Linked DNA regions of Homo sapiens: region 1 is linked to region 2. The links are chromatin loops, found by intact Hi-C in ENCODE. Cell type or tissue: dorsolateral prefrontal cortex. All regions are shown on one strand. Links, peaks and the distances in the headings refer to the core of each region. The heading gives the core; the rest is flanking DNA. Region 1 overlaps MAP3K7 (mitogen-activated protein kinase kinase kinase 7). Region 2 holds the start of LOC124901362 (a long non-coding RNA gene).

Region 1 (10,941 bases), core at 1,114-9,113, 77 kb before region 2:
AAGCCCTTTATACACAAGCCTTCTATTAACCCAACTTCACTCTTTTCTTAAAGGAGATTAGGGCTTTTTAAAACCCCCTTCTAAACAGCTAAAATCTGATTCGAATATAATCTTTTGAAAAGTTAATTGTTGTTAGTTATCATACTTGCTGCCTTTGAGTAGCATTTTTCTCTGTACCAGGCACTGGACCAAATCCTGGCAGGCCTCTGTTTTGTTGGCACCATGAAACATACCTGAAAGCTGACTCTGATTTACTAATTACATGATCCTTGAATAGGTAACTTCAGTTCTTGGAGCCTTGGTTTTCTTCTCTCTAAGGTAGGAATAAAAAATCCTATATATTCATGGGTTTATGGTGACACTCAAACTCCATCATATTTGTAAGAAAGAGCTTTACAAGTTGTAATATATTGTTAAATATAAGGTTGCATTATCGTTATACAGATAATAAAATTGCATTTCTTTAAAATGTTATTTCTTGAAGAAAGGAATGAGAAGTATATTGGAATGCCCTGGGAAGCTTTTTTTATGCTACGTAGCACCTTCTGCCACCTCTAATTCCCATTCAGACTTCTCCCTTAGAGAGCTAATATCAGAATGGGGGGAAGGAGAGCAAAATATACCAGGAAACAACTTTATCCATTGTATATATCATCTGATTATTCTATCTTCTACTCTTATGGATATATGCTTATACTCTTTTTTGTTTAAAGCACAAAACTCCTGTCTCTGGCCAGGTGCAGTGGTTCACGCCTGTAATCCCAGCACTTTGGAAGGCCAACCCAGGCAGATCGCCTGAGCTCAGGAGTTCAAGACCAGCCTGGACAAGATGGCAAAACCCCGACTCTACTAAAAATACAAAAATTAGCTGGGTGTGGTGGCACAAGCCTGTAATCCCAGCTACTTTGGGGTGGCTGAGGCAGGAGAATCACTTCAGCCAGAGAGGCAGAGGCTGCAGTGAGCTGAGATCGCGCCACTGCACTCCAGCATGGGCAACAGAGTGAGACCCTGTCTCAAAAAAACAAACAAAACAAAACAAAACAAACTCCTGTCCTCCTGCCGGTATTTCTTACTTGTTTTTAAAAGTTAAGAAATGTAACTATTTTTCTATAAACTACTGTTTAATTATGAGTCATTCCTCTTTTCAACTCAGTAGAGAAAAGCATTTAATCTTGCCACAACAAGGATAATTTCCATGTAATACTTACCTCTTTTATGTATCTTTGTACTCAGAAATTTCAAGATTAATTCGGTTATTTCAAAATTCAGTCTTCCCCCATAAGGATTTTCCTTTTCCCTTTCTCCTGCCCAAGATGACATATGGGTGCTGTGGAAAGCTTCCACAAATAATATAAACAGCAAGGGAGAGCTCTCTGGTCTGTGTGATGGCTTCCACTGAAATATCTTGCCTTATTATCTGTTGTTAATGGATTAGCCTTGAATGCAGTGATTTTCAAACATTGAAACTACCTGGAGGGCTTGGTAAAACATGGATTGCTTGGCCTTACCGTCAGACTCTATAATTCTGGGTTGCACCCTGAGAATTTATATTTCTAATAAATATCCAGGTGATGTTGATACTGCTGAACCGGAGACCACACTTTTAGAGCCACTGGCATATGCTTTCACTGTCCTTATATCTGCTTTCCTTCTGGAACGTCTTTTTCTTTTGGCTTCTCTGACTCTCTCCTAGTTTGCCTGCTACCATATTGACTGTTCCTTCCTGTTCCTTGCCCATTCCTTCTCCTCTCTTGTGATCTAAATGTTGAACTGCTTCAAAGCTCAGTTCCTCTACTCCACTATCTCCATATTATTTTTGGTTACCTCTTCCAACTGATTGACTAGAAAAACTGACTACATGCTAATGACTCCCAAGTTTGTATCTCTTTGTCTGACTTCTCCATAGATCCTCTCACTCACGTTTCTACCTTCTTACTTGATATCTCCTCTTGGATATCCAGTAGGCATCTTAAACTTCATATGACTAAAACCAAACTCTGAGTTATTAAAAAAAAATCTGCATCATTCTTATCCCTCAGTAAACTGTTGTCCAGTCTAGGTGTTTTCCTTGATTCAGCTCTTTTCCTCTACACCTGTCCTGCCTGGATGCAGAGCATCAGCAAACCCTATTGACTCTACTTCTAAAACATTTCCCAGATCTGCCCAGTTTCTGCACTACCATTGACCTTGCCCTCGTAGCTATTGTTGCTTGTTTGGACTGCTGTAATGGCTTCCTAATGGGTCTCTATTTACATATCCTAGCTTCCCTACAATCCTTTCTTTAAGAGCTATAATGATTTTGTTTAATGTCACATACCATCCTTACTTCCTTGAATTTTTTCAGTTCCTTCACATTGCACTTAGACTGAAATTCAAACTCCTTTTTATGGTAGGTAGAGCCGTTCAGGATCCAACCTCTGCCTGTCCCTCCAGCCTTACCTTACAATCACTCTTCCCTTCCTCCACTATACACCAGCCACACCAAACACTCCCAAGTATTTCTCTAAATCATCACTAAAATGTCACCTTTCTCAGTGAGGCCTTGAGTGATTACCTTGTCTAAAATTGGAGTGAGGCAGAGTGCATACATGTGTGTATACACACACAATTATACTCCTTTTCTTCTTAGCACACAACTCCCTTCCTTTTTATTTGTCTTTTTCCACAAGAATATAAACAATGAGAACAAGGATTTTGATTTGGTTTGTTCACTCTTGTATCATCAGTGCCTAAAATAGCGCATAGCCCTTAGATTGGGCTCACATATTGGAGTAAATAAGGTAGTGAGGTTTTTCTTTTCCCTTAGGGCAAAGCTTTATATTAGTTGTTTCTTCTGTGTGTGTGTGTGTGTGTGTGTGTGTGTGTGTGTGTGTGTGTGTGTGTGTGACAGAGTCTAGCTCTGTTGCCCAGGCTGGAGTTCAGTGGCGCGATCTCGGCTCACTGCAACCTCGGCCTCTCAGGTTCACGCCATTCTCCTGCCTCAGCCTCCCCAGTAGCTGGGATTACAGGTGCCTGCCACCACGCCCCGTTAATTTTTTGTATTTTTAGTAGAGATGGGGTTTCACCGTGTTAGCCAGGATGGTCTCAATCTCCTGACCTCGTGATCCGCCTGCCTCAGCCTCCCAAAGTGCTGGGATTGGTGCCTTGTGTCATCCAAATGTCAGATTCGTAACCTCTTTATATGGCCTTTTCAAACTGCCCAGCCTGGAGCTGCCACTAGTCTCTTGGTCATAGCATCCTATTTTTTGTTGTTGTCGTTGTTCTATGTGGCATTTTTTTAAAGTCTGATTTTTTTCTTACTCATCTTTTGTTTGTATATCGATTTTCTTTTCTCCTCCCCTCCCTTCACATACGCTAGAAAGTACATTTGTGTAGATCAGAGCCTTTGTCTTATTTCTTTCTGTATTTCTGATGTCCCAAACAGTAGCTGGATGTAGTACACACTAAAGAAATATTGGTTTAAGGAGTAAACAAACGAAGTTCATTATTCTTTCAACATCAAGCCTCACTTGCATCCTTTGAAGGCAGAAGACCTAACCCAGTTCTCCCTGCTTGCTGACCAGGCCTTCCCCTTGGCTTTCATTAATCCTCTGAAACCCAGCTGTGTTCTTCATTAAGTATTTGAGCTAGCTACCATCCCACAGACCTCTAATGTAGGTCCCAACACTCTGCCCTACCGCAGCCTCCTTCCTGCAATCAGAAGACTCCTTACTTCTCAGTTAGCTTGCTTTTTGCTTCACAAGAGCTTTTCTTTATCCCTTACGTGTTCTACTGGGGCTGAGGGAACCCGGGTTAGGGCCTCCCTTGGTCTGTCTTCCTTGCCACAATCCTTACTCCTTTGAAGCTTCTGGTGTTTGCAGAGCACATGCTGTGAGGATGCCTGCTCTTAGGGATCTAAGTGAGAAGAGAAGGGTATGAGTCTTTTTTGCTGTTGAATCCCTACCCTAACCCTATCCTGAAAAGGGGGAGGGAGGAGTTTATTAGCCTTCATCATTAGCCCTTACCTTTGGCTCTCTTCAGCTGGTAAGTGTTTAAAAGTTTTTAAGTACTATTATTTAGTCTTAAATTTCTTCTCTACCGCACTTTCATTCCATGAAGGCAGGGGTCCATTCTTTATATATATTTTTTCTTCTCATCCCCAGTGTATCTACCTTTATGCTATTTTTAAAAATGGGAAGTCATTTTTGATACACACAAACTTAATTCTTTAAGTATTGACTGTGCTTATAATCTCACTCCTTTGAATTCACAGCAGTTATTATTTCTATCCTGTATTTCAGGTCAGTACAACCTTGGACATCTTCACCTTTCTTTATTATAACTTTAGATCCTGTCATTTCACTGTGCATGTGAAATATCTCGTGGCCCTAATAAGAATGGAGGCTTCTTAAGCCCATGGGCTCATCTTACAGGAATGTGCCTGTTTTGTATTTCAGGGTGTTCTAGAAAATTGCTTTCTTGAGCAAAAAGGAGAAAGTTTTTCATGTCCTCATTTGACCACATTTTGTTCCCATGGCTTTAAGTTGAAAGCTCAGAATCAGCTCTACTCTCATCACTAGGTGGCACTTGTGAATTACAAATAGTCAAATGAATTTTTATGACAAACATGTGATTCACAAATATAGATAATGTTTGGAATCCCTGCATGGACGTTCCTCAAAATGGAAGAAATGAAAGAAGGGGATTCCTAGTAAGTACCAGTTGCTGTGATGTATTTATAAATACATGGTTGAAGAATAAATTACTTCATAATCATTTCGTATTTAATAGTAATATCAATAGGTAAAGTCTGGTCTCCATGCCTGTGTTCTTAAACTAATGTTGCCACAAAGTTGAAATTTTTTTAGGACCTGCTTGCTATTCATCTTAGTTAATTGCAAGAGAAGTGAGTACTACAGGTCAGGTGCAGTGGCTCACACCTGTAATCCCAGCACTTTGGGAGGCTGAGGCAGGGCGATTACTTGAGTTCAGGGATTCAGGACCAACCTGGGCAACATAGTGGGATCCCATCTCTACCCAAAAGAAAAAAGAAAGAAAAGAAATGAGTACTACAGCCCTTTACACTGATTCATACCCAATTCCAAGCACTTACTGTTCTTTGTAGTATTTGAGGAAATACCTGGTTTTAACTTACGAATCCTGTAGATATTCATGAAGGAAAATGTCAGCACTTCTATTTTACTGCTGAGAAAACAGAAACTCAAACTTGTCCACCATTAAGAGATAATAGGTAGACAGAGCCCTACATTCAAACTCAAGTCTGTTGGATTTCAGAGCCTGGGTGTGCTCTTTCATTTATTCTAATGGTACCAGGTAGCCAGTACCCTCTATTCACAATAAAGTAACTGAATGGCAAGTACAAATGTCTGATGAGAATTGTGAAGGAGAACAAGAACCTAAACCACAGAACACTGAGTGCCCAGGGCTAGGACGAGTGAAATGGGAAGTCAACAAAACAAAGACTAGCTACCAGAGAAGTTGGCCTACTTTGAAATTTTGCCTAGAGGCAGCCCCATTTCCTTTAAGCCACTGATGAACAGAAGCTGAATATAGAGTATGTTCATCATTAGGTGCTCTAGGCTTCAAATTCTGGCTTCTCTGAATATTTTCTGACCATCCAATCTTGGGCAAGTTACAACCATGTGACTCCATTTGCCTCCCTTTTAAATGGAAGAGGATTAAATGTGTTAATGTATGAGAAGCACATAGAATAGTACCTGGCACATAGTAAACATTCAATAAATGTTAACCATTTGAGTAGCTTTAGACATTGAACAACATGGTAAATGTTCATTCTGCCTTATTGATACATGAAGTGGAATTTAAGCTATGGCTAGAGTGGTCATACACATCGCAGTTTACAACTAGTGTCCTAATATTATTATTATTAATGCCCTTTTTTTGATCTCCAAAGTGCCCTCAGTTAGATAATAACTCATTTGATCAACCTAGTTATAGTCAACTTTGTTATAGAAGAGTTTTGTGCCAGGAATTTGTTCATGTAAGTCTAAAGTAAAAGTTCCTCCAAGGGAAGATACTAACTTCTACTTCCCGACATGGGGCTTTATATATGTTACAAATTAGGACTGGTAACATTCCCGTGTTAGACTACCTGGCATCAGACTGCACTTTAACACTTGCTAGCTATATAGCCTTGGGCAAGTTTTACTTCTTTAAAGCTAGGCACTTCAACTGTAAAATGAGGACAGCATTAGTACCTTCCTCTAGGCCTGTGTAAATGAGGTAATGTATATAAAGCATTAGTTAAGTGCCTGCTGCATAGAAAGTACATATAAATATGGTTAAGAGATGCAGATTTTTTGCTAAAGAAAAAGGCCTTGATACAAAGTGCTTAGGTTCATTGGAAGCTGAGAGATTGGAGTAGGTGGTGCTTAACTAAGGTCCTTTCACAATGATAAAATCTAATGATTTTATTCTAACAAGTATCAAAAGCTATTTTTGTTTTCTTTTTTTATATTATGAAAAATGTCAAATATTTGTAAAAATAGGACTCCATGAGAGAGCAATGAACCCATGCAGTATTCATCAGTTGGCTTCAACAATAGTATGATACATGTCTGATCTTTATTTTTATGACTTTTGAAAAATAACTGTAATGAGATCTATTTTACACATCATAAAATTCACCCATTTGAAGTGTACAATTTGGTGGGTTTTGCAAATTTACCAGGTTGTCAGCCACCACCATAAATTAGGTTTTTGGTTTTTTTTTTTTAATAATTTCATCACTTTGTCAGGATACCAGCTACTCATTTACTGTTAATTCTAATTTTCACCCTCGGACCCAGGTATCTATCTATAGATTTGCCTTTTCTGAACATTTTGTATAAATGGAATCATACAATATGTGGTCTCTGGTGTCTGACTTCTTTGACTTAGCATAATGTTTTTGGAGTTCATATCGTAAGTAACATATATCAATAGTTTTTCTTGCGGAATAAAATTCCATGGAATAAATAATACTATATTTTGTCTGTCCTTCATAGCCGGTCTTTTAACATCTATATTTATATCGTTTCTCCTCCATTCCCTATCCCTGTTGAATTATTCAAAGGCTATTTTTAATTTCTTAAATATGATAGCTGAAAATATTTATTATATGTTCCTGCTTTTTGTTTTTCCATATCATCTTCTGTCTTCTCATTCATCTTGTCTGTTTTAGTTTTTTTTTCTCCATTTAACAAATCACTTTACTTTGTTCCTCCATGTGTCTTTTTTGGTTTTACTTGAGAATGAAAGGGTGTACAGATCATAAACTTTCAAAGATAGAGACAAGCATGCATTTAATTATCTTCTCACTTTAACAAAAATTCATACTTGTTCAGTGGCAAATCCAGATACTGTTGATTTCCATGTTTTTTTTTTTTTTAATTTAAAGTCTTAAAGATTGACTTTAGTTTTTTATATTGGGCTGATCTATTTGATTCCGATTCTTGTGGTGTTTTTTGTTTGTTTTTTGTTTGTTTGTTTAACTCAGGTTGTTGGAAGAGGAGCCTTTGGAGTTGTTTGCAAAGCTAAGTGGAGAGCAAAAGATGTTGCTATTAAACAAATAGAAAGTGAATCTGAGAGGAAAGCGTTTATTGTAGAGGTAAGTTGAGATTTCATTTCTTTTGTGTAGTTCTGCACTTAAGATACTCTGTGAATTTAATATTATGAAAAAGATTGGTTTCTCAGATGTCATTTCTTTGTATACATGAACATCAGCAATTCGGTTTAATCAAAGGTACTGCCATAGGAACATTTTCTCGTTCATACTCTTAATTCTGATTAAAAATTAGGGGAAAAGCGACTTAACTACATAAATGAATTCACCCCTGAATTAAAACAGTTTCATCCATGGAATTCAGATCTATTTCAAGGCGTAATATTTTAATTTTAAAATAGAAAAGAAATGGTATGCTTTCCCATTATCTAAAATTAAGAAATTTTATACACTTACTTTAAATGGAATGTTTTTAGAAACTCAGATTATTTTAAAGAAAAATTATTTCAAATTTGATTTTTCTCATTTAGCATGAAAATTTGCACCTATTCTTTTAGAAATAGATTAGATTGAATGATGAAAGAAAATCCAATAATCATGAAATTAGCATATTATCAAATTTATCCTTTACTAACTTTGTTATTTTGTATTTTGGATCACATTATTTAGTTAAATCAATGTTTTTATCACTATTAAACCTCATTGGCCAATGGATAAGTGGCCTGTACCTTATAAGCCTTCTGAATTTATATCTCTGTTTTTTCATTTAATCATAATTTCAAAATATACTTCATATTTTTAATGTATAACATGGAAAAATGAGGACTTAATTGTGATATGAGAAAGTGATTTGTAAGTGGCTGAATGAGTTGAGAAATGCTGATAAGTGATTTGATGTCAGCATGAAGAAAGATGATTTCTAGTAATATGTTCTAGGAGTCTAGCCTCAGCTTTGTTTTATGCAATATTTTTATTACAGTTTAGATAAAGCTATTGATCATTTCCTGTTACATTAGCAGTTTCACAAAGCTGGGTGAAATAGCATATGTGTTAAACATTAGGAATCACAAGTCAAAAAGATCGTAATAGCGTGAAGAAAATTTTTTAAATCCAGATGAGATGTGCATGTAATGTAAAAAATCAAATGGTTCTCCAAAAATTCTTAGTAAAAAAGACTTCAGTCTCCTGTACCTCCTCCAATCTAATTTTCTGCTTCCCAAAGACAACTACTTTGAGCTCATTCCTTCATGTTTGGTGTCCCCAGTCCAGATGCTGTTTATTACCCCTTCTCTAAAGAATCAACCTCTAGTCTTCTGCTGGGATGATAAGAGATAGTCATTGAGCTGTTTGAAGTCAAGGAAGGAATCTTTGAGTCTTTTACACTGTCCCCTGCCCTATCCTTTGATTAGCTCATTTGCATAGGTACCTCATTCTGCTGCCACTCCCCAACCTTTTGGAAGCTTTGTGAGATAAATCTGGTTGTTTCTCCATTTTTCTCATTGCCAGTTTATGATGCAGCTCTTCTAGGTCTGCTCTATCAGTTATTGCTAGTCATTTGCTTTCCAGCTTCCAAAAATGTATGCTGTTTGTGCACTTTGCATTCTCTTCATCCTTCTGAGGTTATGCCTTAAAATTTTTCAAATCTTTACCATCTTAGTGGGAATTAGGGAGAGAGGAGGAAAAAATGCTTGTATAATCTGCTATCTGAATCTCAGTGCTGAACCTTAGCAAGATGAAATATAGTAAATATATTTTCATATAGTAAATAAATATAATAAATAGTGATACTAATTCTATTGGACGAAAAATCCACACATGTTGGCTCTAGATAGATAGAGCTTTTTATTAGCATACAGTATGAAGGTTTAGAGACATTAGTGTACTGAATATGAGCCAGCAGCATAATGTATGTAATAGAGAAGAGGAAGAAGAGTGGAAAAAGGGCAGAAAAGAGAGGAGAAGGGAGAAAAGAATGAGCAAGAAGCAGTTTGCTGTGGAGCGGGATGCATTAATAGAAAGAAGTTTGAAGACAGACATGATGGTTCACATCTGTAATCCCAGAACTTTGGGAATGGCAGATGGGTTGCTTGAGCCCAGGAGTTTGAGATCAGTCTGGACAACATGGCAAAACCCCATCTCTACAAAAAATACAAAAATTAACCAGGCATGGTGGCTGTGCACCTGTAGTCCCAGCTACTCCAGAGGCTGAGGTAGGATTGCATGAGTCCAGGAGGCAGAGGTTGCAGTGACCCAAGATTGTACCACTGCACTGCAGCATGGGTAACAGAGCAAAACCTGTCTCAAAAGAAAGAAAGAAAGAAAGAAGTTTGAGATCTAGAATAAGAGAAGTGAGTATAGCCAAACCCCTCATTGACCTCTGTATGGATCATTGGATCAGGGATGATTAAAACTGAAAGAGGGAAACCAGCTAGTAGGCTATAATGATCACTGCAGCAGTTCAGGTTGGGATTACTAAGGCAATGGCAGTGGGAATGGAGAGGAGAGAATTAATTCAAGAAATGAGAAATGGAATGGAGGCAAGTATACAGAGGGAGTGCACATTTTAAGTCAGATAGACTAAAGTTCACACCCCACTTCTTAGCTATAGAACAGGTCATTCAACCCTCTCTGAGACTTGAGGTTAAAATCTCATCTTTAAAATGGAAATGATAATACCTACCTTGCGGAGTTGTGATAATTATACAATATCTATAAAGTGCACATTAGGGCCCCACGCAGAGTAGCTAGACTGTTCAACTATAGCTATGAAGATGATAACAATGATAGCATGACGTCTGGTTTGGATAATGCAGCTCAGTACCATCTCTGGGATCATATCCTAACATTTCTTGGCAGAGTTCATCTCTTCTTATTCTATATACTCATCGTGCCTTGTTCATAACTCCTGTTATAGCACTTTGCACATTGATTTAATTATTTGTTTAGATGTCTATCTCTCCAGCTAAACTGTATGAGCTGGAGAACAGGGATTCTGTGCCATTCTGGGCAGTCACTTGGTATTTTCAGTGACTATGATTGCAATGCCTGTTACATAGTAAATAGTGATTGTTGAATGATTTAAACAAATGTTTTGTACAACAGTAAGATTTTAATGATACTGTGAAATCAGTACTTCAAAAGTTATCACTTTTTAAAAGAAACCTTAATTTCTTAACAGCTTCGGCAGTTATCCCGTGTGAACCATCCTAATATTGTAAAGCTTTATGGAGCCTGCTTGAATCCAGTAAGTTTGTTACTTTTTCATGGTCACCTGTGAGAAATGACATGGCAGATGTGTGTGTGTAGTTTATGTAGCTATTTTTGGGTTTTTTTGTTTTTTTTAAGTTTTTCAAAAATATTATATTTTTTCAAGATAAAAAGGTACCTCCAATACTTTAAAATATCAGCAGTGATCCCAATAGTTCAAGGACTATATG
Region 2 (10,941 bases), core at 1,179-9,178:
GCATATTTGCACATTTGGGAGGCATCGGGTTAATCTACTTTTTCCCATATTAGCCATGCCAACTATTGCAGTTAAAACTGCATACTCCTAATTTAGGTGACTTTATGTTAAAATCAACAGAAATCACACACTCTTTGGGTTGGTCTATAAATCAAAAATATAGGAAATATGCATTTTTTTCTTGCCTAAACAAGCTTGTAGCTGAGCCAATTTTGCTGCCTGAAATGTTTAAGCATTGTTGCTATAATTGGTCCTTAGAGCTTCATTCCTTAGTGCTTCATTTAGGATTTCAACAACCTGCCATTCCCCGTAAATAACAACCTGTCATAATGACAAATGTGGAGGTGGTTGGTCCGAAATGCAAAGTATTCAAGCAGGCTGTTGTAGCAGACTGTTCCGTGGATAAGCAAGAGGCAGGTTCATCAAAATGAAACAGCCAAGTTTGCCCCAACTCAGAGACAATTCTTTGATTATTTGAGAGAAAAAATGTCTTATTTTGTACTTTTTTCCTTTTATTTTTTGTTTTGTTTTGTTTTGTTTTTTGAGACAAGGGCTCCCTCTTGCCCAGGCTGGAGTGCAGTGGTATAATCACGGCTCACTGCAGCCTCAGCCTCCTGGACTCAAGTGATCCTTCCACCTCAGCCTCCCACATAGCTGGGACTACAGGCACATGCCACCACACCCAGCTAATTTTTCAATTTTTTGTAAAAACAGAGTTTCCCTATGTTGCCCAGGCTGATCTCAAACTTCTGGGCTCAAGTAATCCTCCACCTTGGCCACCCAAAGAGCTGGGATTACAGGCTTGAGCCACCATGCCCGGTCATTATTTTATACTTTCAAAAAGCCAAATGGGACCACTAATTAAATATTTATTACTTAAAAGATCTCCTTTACCACCTTTGTTCCAAATTCTCTTATACTGCTGGCAGTTAGGAGTGGGGCATTTTATTAACCACTAAAATGTGACCTTTCATCTCACAAGACTGTCCCTCTTTTAAGCTGATTTTGAGAACATGTGGATATGCTCCCTTTAATTGCTTTTATGAATAACATTTTTAGTGATCCTTTTATGTGTCTATATACACATATACACACACATATATGTAAATGTGATTTACATATGTATACGCAGAGGAACAGCCCAGATCCAATTCCAAATGCCTGTAATCTTTCAGTATTGTTAATGTTATCATCTCCATTCTCCACTAGGGATAATTCATTTCCTCTGTTACACATACTTCAGGTGTTAATGATAAAAATGTATCAAATGGTGGGAGAGGCCAGGCATGGTGGCTCACGCCTGTAATCCCAGCACTTTGGGAGGCCGAGGTGGGCAGATCACGAGGTCAGGAGATCGAGACCATCCTGGCTAACACAGTGAAACCCTGTCTCTACTAAAAAAATACAAAAAATTAGCCAGGCATGGTGGCGGGCACCTGTAGTCCCAGCTACGTGGGAGGCTGAGGCGGGAGAATGGCATGAACCCGGGAGGCAGAGCTTGCAGTGAGCGGAGATCACGCATGCCACTGCACTCCAGCCTGGGCGACAGAGCAAGACGCCTTCTCAAAAAAAAAAAAAAAAAAAAGTTGGGAGAAAAATAGAATTAATGTGAATTTGTTTATTCCTCCTTTTAGAAAAGATTCTAAATCTTCTCACATTTACAACAGTATTAACATAAATTCTTCACAGTCATCTTGAAAACATTACCTTGATTTAAGAATCAGTAAATATCCTGGGAACAAAGGTAAGGGTCAGGTTCCCAGTGGAAGATCTCTAGGACAGCAGGAAGAGTCCTTGTGCCAAGTTACTGCTACTCTGTAAAGGGATGTGTTGGCAATACCAGCTCACTGGCAAGTCTCTCGGATAAAATGGCAGGGTAGCATTCCCAGATACAACATATGACCCATTGTAAGTCTTGTCGTATAAACCTGAGGGACACTGAGAAAAACAGCTGCTTCTAAACATAAGTAAAAATTGAACTTAATGCTGTAACCACCATAAATTGTAGGATTATTTATGTAAAACCATAAATGTACGCTACGACTAAATGAGTCATTTACAGAATATCCCTTCAGTTATTAACGTGGCATAAATACTAATCCCTGAAGATTAAGTTGAACACTAATCACTTTGAACATTCAAGGACCTTTTGTAATCCCGAGTTTCGTATTTCCATATGGTAATTTCCCCTGTGATAGCCGAGTAGGGCGGATCATTGCCACGTAAGCAATAATGCATGACAAGGCATGCTGTAACAAGGAATGGGGTTTCCATCTTTTCTCCCAGTCCCCCCGCTCCACCTTCATTCCCAATGTGAGCTTAATTAAAACTCCTCAGAACTTGGCTCTGTTTAACACAAGGGCAAAACAAGCCCAGAAATGCTGACAAGTTCTTCCACCTCTGCCTGCTGGGTCAGCTCATTAAGGGTCATGATTTTATGGCACATGCATGGTGGCCTGGCCACAGGTTTGGAGAAGCCTCAAACCAAGAAGCAGAATACAACTTAGTAAACTAACAATTTGCCTTACTTTTTAAATGTCTTTTAATGATGAATTTTAATTTTTAAGATAATTCATGCACATAGTTTTTTAATCAATTTTTTTTACAAAATGAGCAGCTGCTGTCCAACCTCCTGCTCTGAAACCATTTCTTCTGTTTACCCATATGTGTAAATAACATGCTTATACTGCTGTTTCCTCATTTATCAATTTTGCACACCAATATTTTGACTAAACCATTTCTCAAACCATTTCTTCTATTTACCCCATATTTGTAAATAACATGCTTATACTGCTATTTCCTGATGTATCACTTTTGCACACCAAATTTTTGACTAACACGATAGTAATGGAGGATTTAGCTGGTTAACGCACACCTCTGCCATCTCCTCTACCCTTTTATCCCTATAGAACTGGATCACAATGTTAGAGTCGATCACAGTAAATATTGCATTATTATTTTATAATATCGAGCTTATGACTATATAAATTATGTTTACTGCTGATTCAAGTAATGTATTACTGTGATTGCAATGGTCTGAATGTTTCTGTCCCCCCAATATTTATATATTGAAATCTCAATCCCCAAGGTGATGCCATTTGAAGGCAGGACCTTTGGGAGGTTGATTAGTTTATGAATGTGGAGCCCTGGTGAATGGGATTGGTTCCCTTATAAAAAAGAGACCCTGGAGAACTCCCTCACCCTTGTACCATGTGAGGACACAGTGAGAAGATGGCAACTATGAACCAGGAAGCATGTCCTCACCAGAAGCCAAGTCTGCCAGAACTGTGTGAAATAAATTTCTGTTATTTATAAGCCACCTGATCTATGGTATTTTTTTGTAAAAGCCTGAATGGAATAAGAAAATAATTATATTGCCTTTCTCTTAAAATTATTTGTTTTCTCCTAGTACCTTTTTCATTTGCCTATAGATTTATCACCTTTTTAAATAAGTGCTTCAACGCATGTGTCACCCACACCTATCAATAATTTTTCAACACCAGACTGCTCAAACACCAGACCTCTCAGATCCATTTCTCCTGCAAAGACATCTTTCTGCAGCTGCCCCATGCAATTCCTCCATCTCCAATACAAACTCTCTCTAGGCCGGTGCTGAGCTATCATCTTGTGACTTCCTTTTGCTGTTTTCCTGGGATGGATCCCTATTTCCTGGATTTCATGTCTTTCTTTTTCATGGCTTACTCCTTCATTCACTGATTTTGCCCAGTGGCTTCATCAGAAAGGGCACAAGTGAGGTAAATTTTTAAATTCATTATATGTCTGAAAGTATCTTTATTCTACACCAGCTGCCCTGTGGCCCCTTTATTTCTTTCCCCCAAGATGCACCCAAGTTCTGCAATCCCTGCCTTCTTGCTCAGCTGTTTTTGGTACCATTTTAGGCTTCAGGGACTGGTCTTTTCAGCATTTAAATGTCCATCCTATTACCAGTTAAGGAAATTCTTGCCTTATTGTTATATACTTGCCTTTAAAAAAAAATCCTTGGGCTTTTTCTGTACAAGGACATGGATTGGGATGACAGGAGGGAGAAGGTACAAGTGAAGAACTCAGTGGCCTGAAATCGACTCTCTTTGGACTATGAGGACTTGGCCATTTTCCACAACAGAGAGTGTAGAGGAATGCTGTCTTGTGCTGCCGTGGGCCACAAGGTGTGGTGGCAGGTCTCATATGCTCCAACATCTGGCCATGAAGAATCATGGTTGGTCAATCTCAGAGGGAGGAATGAGCTGTAAACCTATAAGAAAATCAACACCATTATTTCCCTAAAGTATCCAAAGCAATTCTATGTACTTCTGACAAGGAAACAGGAAGGAGAATCTAGAGTGCTGCTCAAATTAAAGGGAAAAGGAGAAGAAAGATTATTGGCTACCACCATCTCTCTCACCCTTACCCCTTGCCTACCTCACTCTGTAGAGGCTAGAAACACAAGATTTGCACTTCCGGCTCCTGTTGCAAATCAGAGTAGCTGAGTGACCCACATTTGGCCAATGAGTACTTGTGGGGCAGGCTGCTGGGAGGCTTCTGATGGAGCCTTCTTTTTCCAAACAATCAGGCAGAGGCTTGGGAGGAAGCAAGCTCTTGCTCCCACCTGTCCTTCCTTTTTAGGATGTGCTGTGAGGACCTAATGTCTGCAACTATCATGTATGAAGGTGACAAAGAGCCCAAATGCGGCTGAAGGAGTGGAGAATGGGAATGACCTCGATGAGCTGCACCAGCAATCCTGAGATCACACATCTAACTTCTTAAGGAAGCAATAAATGTCCCTTTGCGGTAAGCTACAGCAACTCAGGTTTTCAGCCACTAGTAGCTGAAAGTATGCCTAACTGATGCCAGGAGTCAAGGAGAGCCCTTCCTATACCACCATGTCCCTGCCGTGATTGTTCATGTGCTTGGCTCAGTCCTATCCACAGATGGGGGATGTGGGCCATGCAGGGACTTACCATCAGCTTCTCTGTACTGCTCCTCTGACTCTGAGCTTGTACCCTCATAGGATGACTACTTCCCTTTAAGGTTGGAGTCCTGCCTTGATCTTGCCCTTGCTGGCCCTAAACCCACCAATGCCCCTCATGGAATCTGGAATTTTATACACCCCATTCTATTGGTAAGGACCCTCTTAGCAGCTCACCCATCCTTCTTGGGCTGGGCAATTCCATGCTTGTCTGGACAAATATGGTCTGTTCCCAGATGTCCCATCCAGCAGCTCATGAGACTCTGTCACCCTCTGGTGGACCTTTCCAAGGTCAGCTGCTTGCCTGAATGATCACACCATTACCTTCTACTGAGCACCTTGCTCTCTGGACACTAGAGTCCTCCTGCCTGGATAAACTTCTATCCTGACCTTCAGCTGAGTTTGCTGACCTTTCCTTCCCCAACCCTTGTTTAACCCCAGAGAGGTGCCTGGCTCCATGTCTTGCCCCCTGAGTAACATCGTAGTACCCAGCAGATGGCATCTAGGCCAAATGACTTTATCACTTACATGGCTTCTAGTCTGATTAAATCCCTCATTCTATTACCCATTATATTTAAGTTATAACTACTTCTACTTTTTCAGGTGAGCAGAGTATAATTGCTCAATAAACTGAAGGTTAATCCAAAAGTGGATAGAATAAAAAATGTCTCTATCATGTAGGTTTTGCTTGAAGAAAAAAAAATCATCCCCCCAAAAAATACTTTCCATTCCTAATTATTCCTAATACTGTCCCAGATTCTTTTATATCAATTAAAGGCTTAATTGATATGAAAATTAAGTTTAAGCTATAATGTCAGGGAATGTTCTTTTTTCCTTTCTTTTGATAGGTGGTGATTTTTTTCAAACAGGCTAGGGATTCAAGAGAATATTTTTATCTGTTCGACCAACATCATGGCTATGATAACCGGACCAAGGTTCCCAAGGCTATTGTGGCTCCAGAAGGATGTGTTTTGCTCCTGTGGGTGACTGGAGTGTGCTCCCCTGACAGCAGCAGTCTTCCTGGGCCCGAGGTCGACTGACCTGTCTTCACTCAGCAGACAAAGGAGTAGGTGGGGTTGTGCAGACAGGAGGTCCCAGCAGCCGCAGCTGCACAGCTCCTGTTGTTTCCCCTTCCTCAGATGGGATTTCTTGCTGATGCAATTACCAGCCACTGTTCTGAGTGTATTACAAGTATGAACTTCGTGATCACAAGATCTTTCTGAGTTAGGTAACATTATTATCCCCAGTTTACAAATGAGGATACTGACGGAGTTCAGAACACGCTACCCCAGAATACGTCATCTTGTCATACTATATATTTTAGACTTGAAGGAAATTGAGAAAACCGTAAAAACAGAAGGTCACGCTCTGATCTTCCCTCACCCTCTTTCCCCTGAAATGGGCCATTAAACCTCACTGACCTTCCCCTGAAAATCGGTCGTAAAACTCTCATTTCAGAAGGGCCCTCCCTATACCCGGAAGAAAGGAAAGAAGACAAGAGAAGACTGAACAAACAGGCCTTGCTAAATTCCACCCCCCACTCCCGCAGTCTATTACCATTAGACCGTAGCCTTTTGTCCTCCAGACATACTTCCGTACAACTATCCATAAAAATACAGAGCCCCCTCTTACTCATGGAGATACATTCCAACATCCCTAGTGGATGCTTGAAACCATGGATAATACTGAACTGTATATACACTGGGGTTTTTTCTGTACATACATACCTATGACAAGTTAAATGTATAAATTAGGCACAGTAAGAGATTAACAGCAATAACTGATAATAATATAGAAGAATAAGAAAAATATAACTAATAAAAGTTATGGGAAGGTAGTCTCTCAAAACATTTTAATATACTCACCTTCTCCTTGTGATGAGGTGAATACATTGGACAAAGGGATGTTTCACATCCTAGGTGAAACTCAGAAGAGTGCAGAGTTTAAAACATGAATTGCTTATTTCTGATTCCAGAAATTTTCCACTTAATACCTTCAGGCCATGGTTGACCTCGGGTGACTGAAACCATGGATTAGGGAAGACTACTACACCCATATTTCCCTGTTTCTTGAAGTCTTCATTTCTGAAAGCTCCCTTGCCACATAAAACTTATATTAAACAAGTTTGTATGCTTTTCTATTGTTTATGTTCATTTGTTTTTAGACTGGGTCTCACTCTGTTGCCCGGGCTGGAGTGCAGTGGCGCAATCTCAGCTCGCTGCAGCCTTGACCTCCTGGGCTCAAGCGATCCTCCCACCTCAGCCTCTCTAGCAGCTGGGACCACAGGCGTGTGCCACCACACTTGGCTAATTTTTTGTATTTTTTGTAGGGCTGGGGTTTCACCACATTGCCCAGGCTGGTCTGCAACTCCTGAGCTCAAGCAATCCGACCGCCTCAGCCTCCCAAAGTGCTGGAATTACAGGCTTGAGCCACCGTTCCTGGCCTTTTCTCTTGTTAATCTATCTTTTGTTATAGGCGTCTCAGCTGTGCACCTGATGGGTGAGCAAAATACTATGTTTGCTCCCTACCACACAAAGCCATGGGGAGGTGAAACAGTTTGCCTAATGTTACTTAGCTAGTGAGTGGCAGAGGTGGGATCAATGTGGGCAGTTTAGCTCTGGACTCAACATTATGCTGAGGTCTGAACACCACTCCAGGGGAGATAATAGGTGAATGTTTTGAGAAAATGTAAAGGTCCTGAAAAACATTGAAATGAATTTTTTTTCTGAATTTTTTTTCCCCAAAAGAGTAAAAACATTGGCCAGCACTTATAATCTGAGCATGAGATGTTCATTAGAATTATAATATCTTGATTAAGAAATCAGTTATAAACTGACAGTTTTCAGATTAAAGAACTGGAAATGTGATCACGAAAAATGAGGGAAAATTTTCTACTAAAAAGCATTTCAACGTTTTCCAATGTGTTCTCTTTACAAAGGAAAGTAATGGTGAGAGGCTTGTTCACCACTGAAAAGTTTGGAGAACTAAAACATAATTCAAATTTTATAAGGATGGAGATATTCTGAAAAGTGGGAAGAGGCAAGCACTTCAATAAGGGGCAGTATCTCTGGGAGATGGAAACGAACATCCTCAGGAAAAAAAAGAGAGGGGGTTAAACAAGAACTCAAGGGAAAATTGAGGAGCACCACTTGCATTCTAATTCATTTCTCTTGAAAGAATTCATTAATTTACTCAGGCGCATGTACTAGTGACACCAGAACAAATGAGTTTCTGCCCTAAGGAATTCGTTACTGAATGGAAAAAATTCAGGGGGATAAAGCAAGCTGTGGCCACCCACTGTGATATGCACTGTGATAGAGTTAGGCTCAAAGTGCTGGAAGGTGCTTCAAAGTCAGGCAGTATTAGAGCCTGGAGCCAGGACAACATCTGGAAGAAAGCGATGCCTTAGCAGAATGCTGAAGATTGGAGAAAACTTGGCCAGGCAAATATGGGGAAACATTCCCAAGGAGGAGCAGATTGTTCCAAGGCCTGAAGAAAAAGAGCTCACCTCTTGAACTTTCTACGGCTACAGCAGAGAGTGTGAGGTGGGCAGAGGGAGAGACGAGCCAGGGGACCTGGGGAGGGACTAGGTCGTGGAGCCTTGTGTGTCCCCTGTAGGGATATGGACTAAATTGACAGCCCCAGGGAGCCTTGGTCACCATTGTCCTTCCCTGTAGCTGCTGTGATTGTGCCCCTGCGGGCCATTTCCACAGAGCAGGAAGAATGAACTTGAGAACAGATAGACTGTTCTGTCATGGTATTTCCCAAGGCATTTGGGGTAAGACTGGGGACATGTTGCATGGCCTACAAAGCTGTACCACATCTGGCCCCTGCCTCCCCTTCAGTTCCACCCCATACCCTCTTCCTCTTGCCAGGGACATGTTCTTCTCTACATCCTTCTCCTAGCTAGCTCTTGCTCAGTCTTTAGGTCTCAGCTCAAAACCATCCTTGATCCCCAATCTAATTTAAGCCCCTTGTTATACATTTTTTTTTAATTGAGATGAAATTCACATAACAGAAAATTAACCATTTTAAAGTACATAATTCAGGGTGGCATTTAGTACACTCAGATTGTTGTACAACTACCATTTCTATTTAGTTCGAGAATGTTTTCATCACACCAAAATAAAACCATATACCCATTAAGCAGTCATTCCTTATTTCCTCCTGCCCCCAACCCCTGGAAACCACCAATCTACTTTCTGTCTCTATGGCTTTACCTGTTCTAGATATTTTATTTAAAAGGAATCCTATCTTATGTAACCTTCTGTGTCTAGCTTATTTCACTTAGCATAATATTTTTGAAGTTCGTCTCTGTTTAGCCTGTATCAGTACTTCCTTCCTTCCTATGACTCAGTAACATTCATTGTAAGAATAGACCACATTTTGCTTATGCATTCATCCTTGATGGACATCTGGATTCTTTCCTCCTTTTGGCTATTGTGACTAGTGCTGCTATGAACCTTCATGTGTTGTAGATATATGTGTTTGAGTACCTGTTTCCAATTCTTCTGAGTATATACCTAAGAGTAGAATTGCTGGTCATTTAGTAACGCTATGCTTAACATTTTGAGAAACCTCCAAACTGTCTTCCACAGTGGCTATATGCCTTCCAACTTTTTTTTTTCTTTTTTTAATGATTCTATGCATCTCCCTGTTTCTGTTTCTTACCTGCCTTGCAAGCTCTGTGAAGGTCCCAGCCAAGTCTGGTTTACTCACCATTGTGTCTCCAAGGGCTAACAAAGTAGATACTCAAAAATATTTGTTAGCTGAATGAAAAATGAGTGAATGCGACAGATCAGTCTAGACAGATCTTGACTGTGAGTCTAGACAGATCACTCCAGATGCAGGGTGGTGGGTGGATTGGAGGGACGAGGTGCAACAGAGACCGATAGGGGCCACTGTGCTAATCAGGAGCCTGACTGGACTCTTCAACCAGGTGAGAGACCGACCTGCTAGCTGTTATCGCCGCAGAGCACAGCTCCCTCACACAGCACAGCACACTGCAGTAGACCTGTTTGCTTGACTTCTTCCCCCATTGAGCTGTGAGTTTTTAAGGGCAGCTATCAAATTTTCTCAACATTGCCAAAGCTTATAGTAGATTCTCAACCAATGTTTGTTGAATGAATGAATGATTAATTAATGTGAATGGAGGAACAGATACTAGCTATATGATATTGGGCAAGATACCTACCCTTTTAAGTCTTAGTTTCTTCAGTGGTGAAATTGAGACAGTGATGTTCCCTGCCTCATAGGATTCTGGTGAGGAGTAAAAGAAATGAAGGCAATAGGGCTTTTGGCACAGTGCACAGTGCTGTGCATTCTTTATGACTCTGAGGTCATAACTAGAATGAATGAGCCTAAGGTAAATAGACAAAGTTTCAATAAAAAAAAATAGAAGAACATTCTAATGTAAGCCTTATGAGAGTCAGACCACGTCCATCTTGCTCCCTTTGGTATCTCCAGTAACCTCACACAATGTCAAGACAAACTGTTCAGTGAATGTTTAGTAAATGAGCCTGATCAAAGTGGAATGGGCAGCCTATGAGTAGACAAGCTACTCATCACTGGACAGAATGTGGGCCCCTCAACCTCAGACTTCTCAGCCTCCAGAACTGTAAGACACAAATCTCTGTTCTTTATAAATTGCCCAGTCTCAGGTATTCTACCATGACAGCACAAAATGGACTAAGACATCTGCCTTGGTAAGATGTTAGACAAATTTGCACAGAGATCCCTACAATTCTGAGATGATTCTTGTTTTGTGATTCCTCTTATGAGACAGTGAACTTCTCCAAGGCAATGATTGGAACAAAGGAATACAAAAATGTCTCCAGAGATAAGGGCTACGAAATACAGTATTTTTATGCTCTTTCATGGGAAAAAGGAAGTATGCATTCAAATTGCTTCAAAACTGAAAAGGACGAAGGAAACCAAAATTTGGAATTTTCTTGGAAGTCTAAGTTTAAGGAGGA

The links. A loop is a pair of places that touch in the nucleus more often than their neighbours do. Peaks named below come from ENCODE experiments on the same cell type or tissue, not always from the same donor. Only the 100,000 strongest peaks of a DNase experiment are listed, where the experiment ranks them.
Region 1: it touches region 2 in a loop (3-fold over the local background); 8 of 110 quality-filtered maps call a loop at or near these places.

The regions. Positions count from the first base shown.
Region 1 is chr6:90,568,365-90,579,305 of GRCh38, reverse strand. MAP3K7 (mitogen-activated protein kinase kinase kinase 7) reads left to right here. Exons shown (of 17, transcript NM_145331.3): 2 at 7,499-7,609; 3 at 10,683-10,748. Among named protein-coding and RNA genes, the nearest start is that of MAP3K7, 13 kb to the left of the region's middle. In dorsolateral prefrontal cortex, for the core only: a CTCF peak has its summit at 4,573 (motif pointing right); no DNase peak of the experiment used is centred there; H3K27ac peaks cover 266 bases.
Region 2 is chr6:90,491,920-90,502,860 of GRCh38, reverse strand. LOC124901362 (a long non-coding RNA gene) reads left to right here and starts at 1,581. Exons shown (of 2, transcript XR_007059678.1): 1 at 1,581-4,788; 2 at 5,815-9,112. RefSeq lists enhancers at 5,937-6,231, 6,709-7,265, 7,266-7,822, 7,850-8,509. In dorsolateral prefrontal cortex, for the core only: no CTCF peak of the experiment used is centred there; no DNase peak of the experiment used is centred there.